Regions from separate parts of the Homo sapiens genome. Here region 1 is linked to region 2. A link is a contact called in ENCODE Hi-C or POLR2A ChIA-PET data. All regions are on one chromosome and are shown on one strand. Each heading gives the region's core, a stretch centred on a gene start or an enhancer-like site at or near the end of the contact. The rest is flanking DNA. Distances are from core to core; before and after follow the strand shown.

Region 1 (4,166 bases), core at 1,595-4,094, 160 kb before region 2:
CAAGAAAAAGGTCCAGGGAGACAAGATTTGTCTTTTTTTTTTTTTTTTTTTTTTTTTTGAGATGGAGTTTCACTCTTATTGCCCAGGCTGGAGTGCAATGGTGCGATCTCGGCTCACTGCAACCTCCACCTCCTGGGTTCAAGCGATTCTCCTGCCTAAGCCTCCCAAGTAGCTGGGATTACAGGCATGCACCATTACGCCCAGCTAATTTTGTATTTTTAGTAAAGACAGAGTTTCTCCATGTTGGTCAGGCTGGTCTCGAACTCCCAACCTCAGATGATCCACCTGCCTCGGCCTCCCAAAGTGCTGGGATTACAGGCGTGAGCCACCACACCCAGCCCAAGATTTGTCATTTTAAAACCAAACAAAAAAGCCCTTGTATCGAAGTTTGGATAAGAACCTATCCAACCTTGGCCAATTTTGTTGAACTCTGTGGGTTTAGGAAACCCACAGAATTGCCTGAGGGGATTTTGTTGTTACTTTTTTGTTCAGCAGAAGAGTCTCCCTTTGAATAGAATTGTCTTTTAGGAAGAGAGAAAAGGAATGAGAGGTGTGTCTCCTGGCTGATCCAGCAGGCCCCACGCCCCTCATATCCTTATAGGGGCTTGTGCCAGGCATTGGCCTGAACGTTTTAGAAGCTGGCAGCAAAGCCAGTCCCTGAGTGACAGATATTTGTGGCCCCAGGATGAGGAGGGCCTCTCTCCCCTGCTGGGGCCCATGTGTTTCCGTGGCTGCAGCTTCAAGGCCTGGGTTTATTACTCAGTTTACCATTTAGTCTAGAACAGCACAGTGGCTCCTGATACTTTGGGGACAGCTTTGGATTGGAGCTGGTGAGATGGGCTTTTCACCTCTACTGGTGCTCAGTGTGGAAGCAGCAGCCCACCAAAGAGCTTCCATTTCCCTTCATTGTGAAACACCATGCTTTGGAAGGGACCCCAGGGTACATCAGAGTGTATGAGCCCCAGAAGCAGGCTGTGCCGTGGTCTGGAAGGTGGCAGCCCCGTGAGCCACCCAGACACCAGCTCCTGCTCATCTCATGCCTTCCCTCACCTCATCTGGATCAGAGGAGAAAAGCAAATCCACAAAAATCAACACAACTAGAGATCAATTGCTATGCCAGACCCAGTTAGTCTGGTGAGTGCCGCAGGTGTCTCCACACCTCAGATAATTGAGAATTAGGCCTCAGGACTTGCACAGCCAAGCACTGCCTGAGACTGGTCTGCAGTCGGCTTCCATAGAAAGATGCCGGAAGTGGATACCTGGTCCTGGGTGGTTTGCTGTAGGGGGTGATTTCCTCCATGAGGAAAACCAAAGAATCCAAAGCCCTCTGCCTGCAAGGAAAGTTCAGTGGGGAGGAGGCTGTGCTGGTCCTCAGCTCTCGCCAGGGTGGCAGTGTGGTGGGGTAGGCATATCACAGCAGCCTGGAGAGGAAACGGTGCTGAACCTGAGCCCTTCTGACCTTGGAAGTTTTGGTTTTAATGTATGTGAGACAGAGATGAGGCATGTGTCAGTCAGAGGCTGTTATCAGCCATTATAATAATAGTAGCCAGCATTTATGGAGGACTTGTGTTCCAGATCCTAAGGCAAGTGCTTTATGGAGATTTATTCATTTAGTGTTTAAAACAATCTTTTTCTTTTTTTGAAAATTTTTTGAGACAGGTTCTCACTCTGTCATCCAGACTGGAGTGCACTGGCGTGATCTCTGCTTAATCCAGCCTTGACTTCCCGGGCTCAGGCGATCCATCCACTTCAGCCTCCAGAGTAGCTGGAACCACAGGCACACACTACCAAGCCTGGCTAATTTTTGTATTTTTGGTAGAGACGTGGTTTTGCCATGTAACCCAAGCTGGTCTCGAACTCCTGGGCTCAAGTGATCCACCCTCCTCGGTCTCCCAAAGTGCTGGGATTACAACAATCTTATAAGGGACCCTAGAATCGCAGTTTGATAGATGAGGACATTGAGGCCTAAAGCAGTTAAGCAAAGTGCCCAAAGTCAAACAGCGAGTACATTGGGGGTTGGGAGAGTGAATATTTAGAACAATCCAGGCCAACAACTCTAAGCCCAGCTCTTATTCACCATGGGGAAGAGTAAATGAAATTAAATGAAATGATCTTCATAAAAGGCTTAATGCAGGCAGCAAGTAAGTGCTCGTTCAGTTACAATGAGATATCCCTGTTTTTCTGCGTATTTTATTGTCCTGCATTTTGTGCTAGGGGCCCTGATGTGGATTATTCTAGTCACATGCTAAAAATGTGCAGGGTTTTCAGTCTCTTTGTATTGTGGTGAAACTGCTGCTGATCTGCTTTTCCCACTATCGGTCAGCCTGGGCCTGCTTCCATTTTCACTTTGAGTTTTCAAAGGTCAGGGGAGTCCTGATAGATTGCCTTCTTATCTCCTAAGTGTTTTAGAGTGGTTTATTCATTTAACAACTGAAAGTGATTTTTTTTTTTTTAAAGAAACAATTACCTCCCTTGGTCAGCAGCAACATCTCCAGAGGTCAGCATCCCCCTCCTGGGGAAGGTTTGGCCTGCTGAGTCCAGGCTGGCTGCTAAGGGAACCAAGTCTCTTTTCTATCTCCAGGGCTAGCACAGGGCCTAGCTTGGGACAGGCACTGAAGGAAACAGTGGTTTGTGAATTTCAGCGGGGGGCTGTTTTGCAGTTCTGGACTTCAGAGACAAAGCTTCAAATTCCTATCCTTTCTCCAGACAGGTCCCCTGCTCTTCTAGAGTACTGAGGGATCTTGGCCACAGTCAGGTGGGGCTTTCCCAGACAACTTTTTTATAAGCCTGTGGAATGCCCTCTGCTGAGTCACCACGCTGATACCCAGGGCTGGGGTGTGTCTGCGAAGAACCGTGCTCTAGACATTCAGGGCTTGGTCCTGGGTCTGGGTGGGTGGCTGACCTTAGGTCTAACCATAGGCTTCAAGCTTTTATCTTTCACTGAGTCTGTGCCAAGCACATTCCGTAAATGATCTCATTGACTCTTCAAGAAAGTTAAGAGAATCAATATTGTTGTTCCCATTTTCACAGATAGATAATAAATCTGTAAAATCGCGTAAGACTAGGACATATTTTCTAGGATTATCCTTGCGGATCAAAGGTGATATCAAGTGGGATGTCAGGAGCAAGGGTGCTTGCAGTGTCAGTGATTTCTGTTGTTGGAGGAGGGGCAGGGTTATGGATGAGGAATGTGGGGTTTAGTAGGGTTAAGAGATTTGCCAGAGGCTGGGCGTGGTGGCTCACGCCTGTAATCCCAGCTACTCAAGAGGCTGAGGCAGGAGAATCACTTGAACCCAGGAGGCGGAGTTCAAGTGAGCTAAGATCATGCCACTGCACTCCAGGCTGGGCGACAGAGCGAGACTCCATCTAAAATATATATATATATTTGCCAGAGGTCAACAGGCTAGTCTCTAGTCCTTGTGCAGAAGCAAGATTTGAAATGGGTTGCTTGTTCTCACACGTCTCTTTGCTGGTCAGTGTAGAGATAAAGAACCCTCTCCCCACCTACAGTGTTCTTAAGAAGCCATGGTTATCTTGGGTGTGATGATCTTTGGAAGGTAGAAAGTTCCACTGGCAGGCATTTCCTCCTGGAGTCCTCAGCCTCCTTATCAGGCTCCCAGATTCGGACTGTCAGTGAGGTGGGCAGGGCTGTGGAGGGGAGAGGTCCTGTCACAAGAGACACCCAGCTTCCTCCCAGCTTTGGTTTACCTCAGGCCCGGCCTGAGGTGAAGTCCTCATTAGGTTACCTCCCGCCTAGCTGTGACTGGGTTAAGTTGTTGGACTTCTCTAAGGTTCAGCTCCCTGTTCTGGAAAATGAAGACAAGGACTGTGCCTGTCCTGTAGACTTTGAGGATTAGCTGAGGCAATGCCCGCATGAGCCACTTAGCTTGATGCCACATAAGTGCCCAGGAGACATCATCCTGTGGTGATTAGTTAGATCTGTCATACACCCTTACACCAGGAAGACCCCACCTGGTCATTCTTTTCCCCACAATCCTCTTCTCCCCTAGGATACCAATGCCTCTTCTTCCCTCAGAGTTAATGCAGTTACAACTATTCTAGAACTTTCTGACAGCATTCCTACTCCTTCAGCCACCCCCCTCCATCGCCGGGCAAAAATGCCATGGTCCAGCAGCCACTCAGCTCAGTGGGGTGGTACATACAGG
Region 2 (4,460 bases), core at 1,528-4,027:
TTCTCAGTTCTAAATAAAAAAGGCTTATTATATTATAATACATTATTTAAAATGCAAGACTTAAGAAAAACTTAAAAAGTCATCAAGAGGAAAAATGAACCTAAACATAAAAATAAAGGCTGACAGCTATCCACAACAATAAATTTGCTGAATTCCAACAGAAGACTTGGACACTGATGAAATTCTTATTTTCTTTCATAAGCTAAGAAAGAAACCAAGGAACCAATTAAAACAAAAGTGAAAAAATATTTTTTAATTATTTTTTTAAAATAGAGATGGTGTCTCGCTACACTGCCCAGACTGGTCTTGAACTCCTGACCTCAAGTGATCCTCCCATCTCAGCCTCCTAAAGTACTAGGATTATAGGTACGAGCCACCTAACCTGGCCCTGAAGAAAATAGTTTTATCACTCTTACCTGTGTCGCTTCTGGTTGTACAGGAACTTGATTAGGCTGAGCAAGTCTAGATTCAGAATGAACTGCAAAGGTGACCAAAACATTTTTGTCAAACAAAATTAAATTTTTAGAGAGACGCGTCTAAATACCTTTTATTTCGCTATTAAAGGCTTTTTTTTTTTTTTTTTTTTTTTGCGGGGGGGGGGGGGGGGGGAGTGTCTCACTCTGTCACCCAGGCTGGAGTACAGTGATGTGATCTTAGCTCACTGCAACCTCTGCCTCCCAGGCTCAAGTGATCCTCCCACCTCAGCCTCCCAAGTAGCTGTGACTACAGGTGTGTGCCACCACACTCGGATAATATTTGTATTTTTAGTAGAGACAGGGTTTCGCCATGTTGCCCAGGCTGGTCTCAAACTCCTAGGCTCAAGCAATCTGCCCACCTCAGCCTCCCAAAGTGCTGGGATTATAGGAATGAACCACCATGCCCAGCAATTAAAGGTAAATTTCTATAGCCAAACCATAAATAAACTTTTTAGCAATCATGAAAGTAAATTGGGAAATGCAGATAAAATTTTAGCTTTCAAGTGAGCATTTTGGTTTACCGGCAGTGGTTATTATTTAATAGTTTACTTTCACAATTGGTTTCATCTTGTTTTTTCCAAAAGTAAAGTAAAATGTTAATAGAATGCACTAACAAATAATCAGTGCCATGAAAAAAGACTTTTAAAGCTGTACAATAAAGTGGCATTATTCATACTCTAGACCTCAGACAGATAGTATTCCATTTTGACCTTTTGTTTCTTCTGAAACAGGGTCTCACTGTGTTGCCCAGGCTGGAGTGCAGTGGCGCCATCATAGCTAACTGTAGTCTCAAACTCTGGGCTCAAGAAATCCTCCCACCTTGGCTTCTTGAGTAGCTGGGACTATAGATGCATGCCACCCTGCCAAGCTAACTTTTTTATTTGACTAATTTTTAATTTTTTTGTAGAGGCGAGGTCTATGTTGCTCAGGCTGGTCTCAAACTCCTGGGCTCAAGTGATCCTCCCTCCTCAGCCTCCCAAAGCACTGAGATTACAGGCATGAGCTACCATACCCGGCTCAATATATGTTAACATAACCAACTTTCAATTTCAAGTGTTTCTAGAGAAAAAGAAAATTTAAAATATGTACTTTTCGGCCAGGCACAGTGGCTCATGCTTGTAATCCCAGCACTTTGGGAGGCCGAGGCGGGTGGATCACGAGGTCAAGAGATTGACACCATCCTGGCCAACATGGTGAAACCCCATCTCTACTTAAAATACAAAAATTAGCTGGGTGTAGTGTGGTGTGTGCCTGTACTTTCAGCTACTGGGGAGGCTGAGGCAGGAGAATCCCTTGAACCCGGGAGGCAGGGGTTGCAGCGTGCCGAGCCAAGAATGCGCCACTGCACTCCAGCCTGGCGATAGAGCGAGACTGCGTCTCTAAATAAACAAATAAATAATATATACTTTTTAACAGCCTATATTCAACTCAGCATGCATCTTCTTAACAATTCCCATCACTCTCTCACCTCCCTTCCCAACAATGATTAAACAGATAATCAAAACGACGATCTTTGGTTAGTCATTTAGAAAGTACCCATTTTCACTGGAGAGTCTAATGGACTCAGCATTATGTAAATAACTAAATAGCCTTACAGGTTTTATCAGTGCTATGTATACTGACTTTCACACAACTCCCCAGCTGAGAAAACGACTTACTCTCTTCCTTTGGTAGAGCTCAGAAAATGAACACTAAAAACCATGATTGCTCTCTTGTAGGTGTCACCTTTGATCTGTTTTCTAAAACTCTTGATAGAAATGTGAGAGCCGGGCGCGGTGGCTCACGCCTGTAATCCCAGCACTTTGGGAGGCCGAGGCGGGCGGATCACGAGGTCAGGAGATCGAGACCATCCCGGCTAAAACAGTGAAACCCCGTCTCTACTAAAAATACAAAAAATTAGCCGGGTGTAGTGGCGGGCGCCTGTAGTCCCAGCTACTTGGGAGGCTGAGGCAGGAGAATGGCGTGAACCCGGGAGGCGGAGCTTGCAGTGAGCCGAGATTGCGCCACTGCACTCCAGCCTGGGCGACAGAGCGAGACTCCGTCTCAAAAAAAAAAAAAAAAAAAAAATGTGAGAGATATGAGCTCCCTTTACTTCAGAAAAATCCTAACTACCTTACACCAAATTAACTGTCATTAAACATACTTTTACTCAGCAATTTATTTTATGATATTTAACATCATGCAACATTAAATAGGTTATTTTATTTAGTTCCACTTTTGTGCAACTAAAACTGATGTGTTCTGGGAAAAACCAAGATGACTCACAATCACTAATAGTCCTGGAGAGAAGGTCCACTTAACCCAATGGAAGGCACCAACTGTATTTAGTGCTACTACTTCAAATAATGGTGTAAGTCCAGAAAGAGTCTGAAACTGTCTTGTGGTTTCTCTCTTCCCTTTGCCTCTTACATATTCCCTTACCCACTTCATTGCTGTGTATTTTTTTAAGGTAATAAAATCCAGAAATTCTCCTAGAAAGCTAAAAGCATTCAAAAAAAGGCACCTCTATTATTTTTACTCCTAGATTAATTTTGAAATTTTAAAAGCCAAGCAAAATTTCACTTGTTAAAGTTACAAAAACAGACAAAACTGGTCTATTACAGTTACAAGTACGGAAGTGGTTGCTATCGCTAGGGGTGAGGGTAACTAGTGATTGAAAGGAAACAACGTAGGTTTCTGGGGTACTGGTAATGTTTCATTTCTTAATCTAGCTGCAGGTGTTTTCAGTTTATAAAAACTCATTAAACTTGCGTATATTTTTCTATATCTACATGCCAATGAAAAGTTTAAAAATAAACAGTTATAAACTACATTTTTAATTCAAATCATAGGAACAATAACATTCTTTCTATCAAATTAAAAGACCTAAGAGTCAAAATTAAACAGTCATTAAAATAAACAAAATTTATTTTCACAATCTTTTTAAAACCTGAAAGTACTGGCCTTATATTTCTCTCTCACATAAAAATGTACCACTACTAACCTGGAGGGCAAACCAGCTGGGGCATGTCCATGTTTTGTGTTGGATTCATAGGCTGTGCAGATACAATGGCAGGATCAAGTGTCTGATTTTCAAAATCCAGCATTGAATCCTACAGGTTAAGTTAGGATAGAATAAAGTCAAATAATATAAACACTTAAACTTTCTGTTACAGAGTCTGACTAAAATGAACATACCTGTATGAAATTATAGGGACCCTGCATTTGTGCCATAAGGTCTTGTACTCGCTGTCTTCTCACAAGGGGATCTGCCTGAGCCACTGGAGTCAAAGAGTGGGGCTCTGGTACTGAAGGGGATGCAGCCTGAGGTTGCTGCTGGAGTGAATTTACCACCTAAGGTAGAAAAAAAAGGATTAGAAGGAATAGGAGAGCAAAAAAGCTCCACTCACTACCACCATGATGGGTCCCCCACACTACATAAACCATCTATACTATAAACAGAACGGGCTTTAATGCAGTTACCCAAATGAATTACATTTATGCCAAATTTAACATTCTGAAAAATGTCATCACTTCTACAGTGTTTCAGTTCCATAAGACCACTATGTAGCATTTCATGTTGATTTACTTATTTATTTATTTTTTTTTCTTTCGAGACGGAATCTAGCTCTGTAACCCAGGCTGGACAGCAGTGGCGGGATCTCGACTCACTGCAACATCCATCTCCCGGGTTCAAGCAATTCTCCTGCCTCAGCCTCTCAGGTAGCTGGGATTACAGGCACCCATCAACACACCCGGCTAATTTTTGTATTTTTAGCGGAGACAGGGTTTCACACCATATTGGCCAGGCTGGTCTTGAACTCCTGACCTTGTGACCCACCCGCCTTGGCATCCCAAGTGCTGGGAATACAGGCATGAGCCACCATGCCCAGCCTCAGATTTATTTTATAAGCTGCTTTCAAAGAAAGATTACCTGTGTTTACATCCTAAAATAATGTATTTTTCTTAAAACTGTTATGCCTTCTATAGTAACTGGATTTATAT

The links. A loop is a pair of places that touch in the nucleus more often than their neighbours do. ChIA-PET counts read pairs that join two places held with the same protein, here RNA polymerase II (POLR2A). Pooled maps may share reads with other maps.
Region 1: a loop to region 2 is called in a pooled map, with 2.6 times the contacts of the local background. The contact joins two enhancer-like sites. A Hi-C loop is called at or near these places in 1 of 50 pooled maps. POLR2A ChIA-PET finds 5 or more read pairs at or near these places in 2 of 52 experiments (WTC11 and activated CD4-positive, alpha-beta memory T cell).

What each region holds. Positions count from the first base shown.
Region 1 is chr11:34,242,494-34,246,659 of GRCh38, reverse strand. All of the region lies in intron 1 of ABTB2 (ankyrin repeat and BTB domain containing 2), which reads left to right. Among named protein-coding and RNA genes, the nearest start is that of ABTB2, 110 kb to the left of the region's middle. RefSeq lists enhancers at 2,433-2,592, 2,587-3,258, 3,451-4,166. Within about 2 kb of position 2,844, at least 16 of the 41 ENCODE cell types and tissues checked have a DNase peak (open chromatin) inside an H3K27ac peak, as active enhancers do.
Region 2 is chr11:34,085,413-34,089,872 of GRCh38, reverse strand. It overlaps CAPRIN1 (cell cycle associated protein 1), which reads right to left. Exons shown (of 19, transcript NM_005898.5): 10 at 3,654-3,809; 11 at 3,460-3,568; 12 at 417-478. Among named protein-coding and RNA genes, the nearest start is that of NAT10, 18 kb to the left of the region's middle. Within about 2 kb of position 2,777, at least 3 of the 41 ENCODE cell types and tissues checked have a DNase peak (open chromatin) inside an H3K27ac peak, as active enhancers do.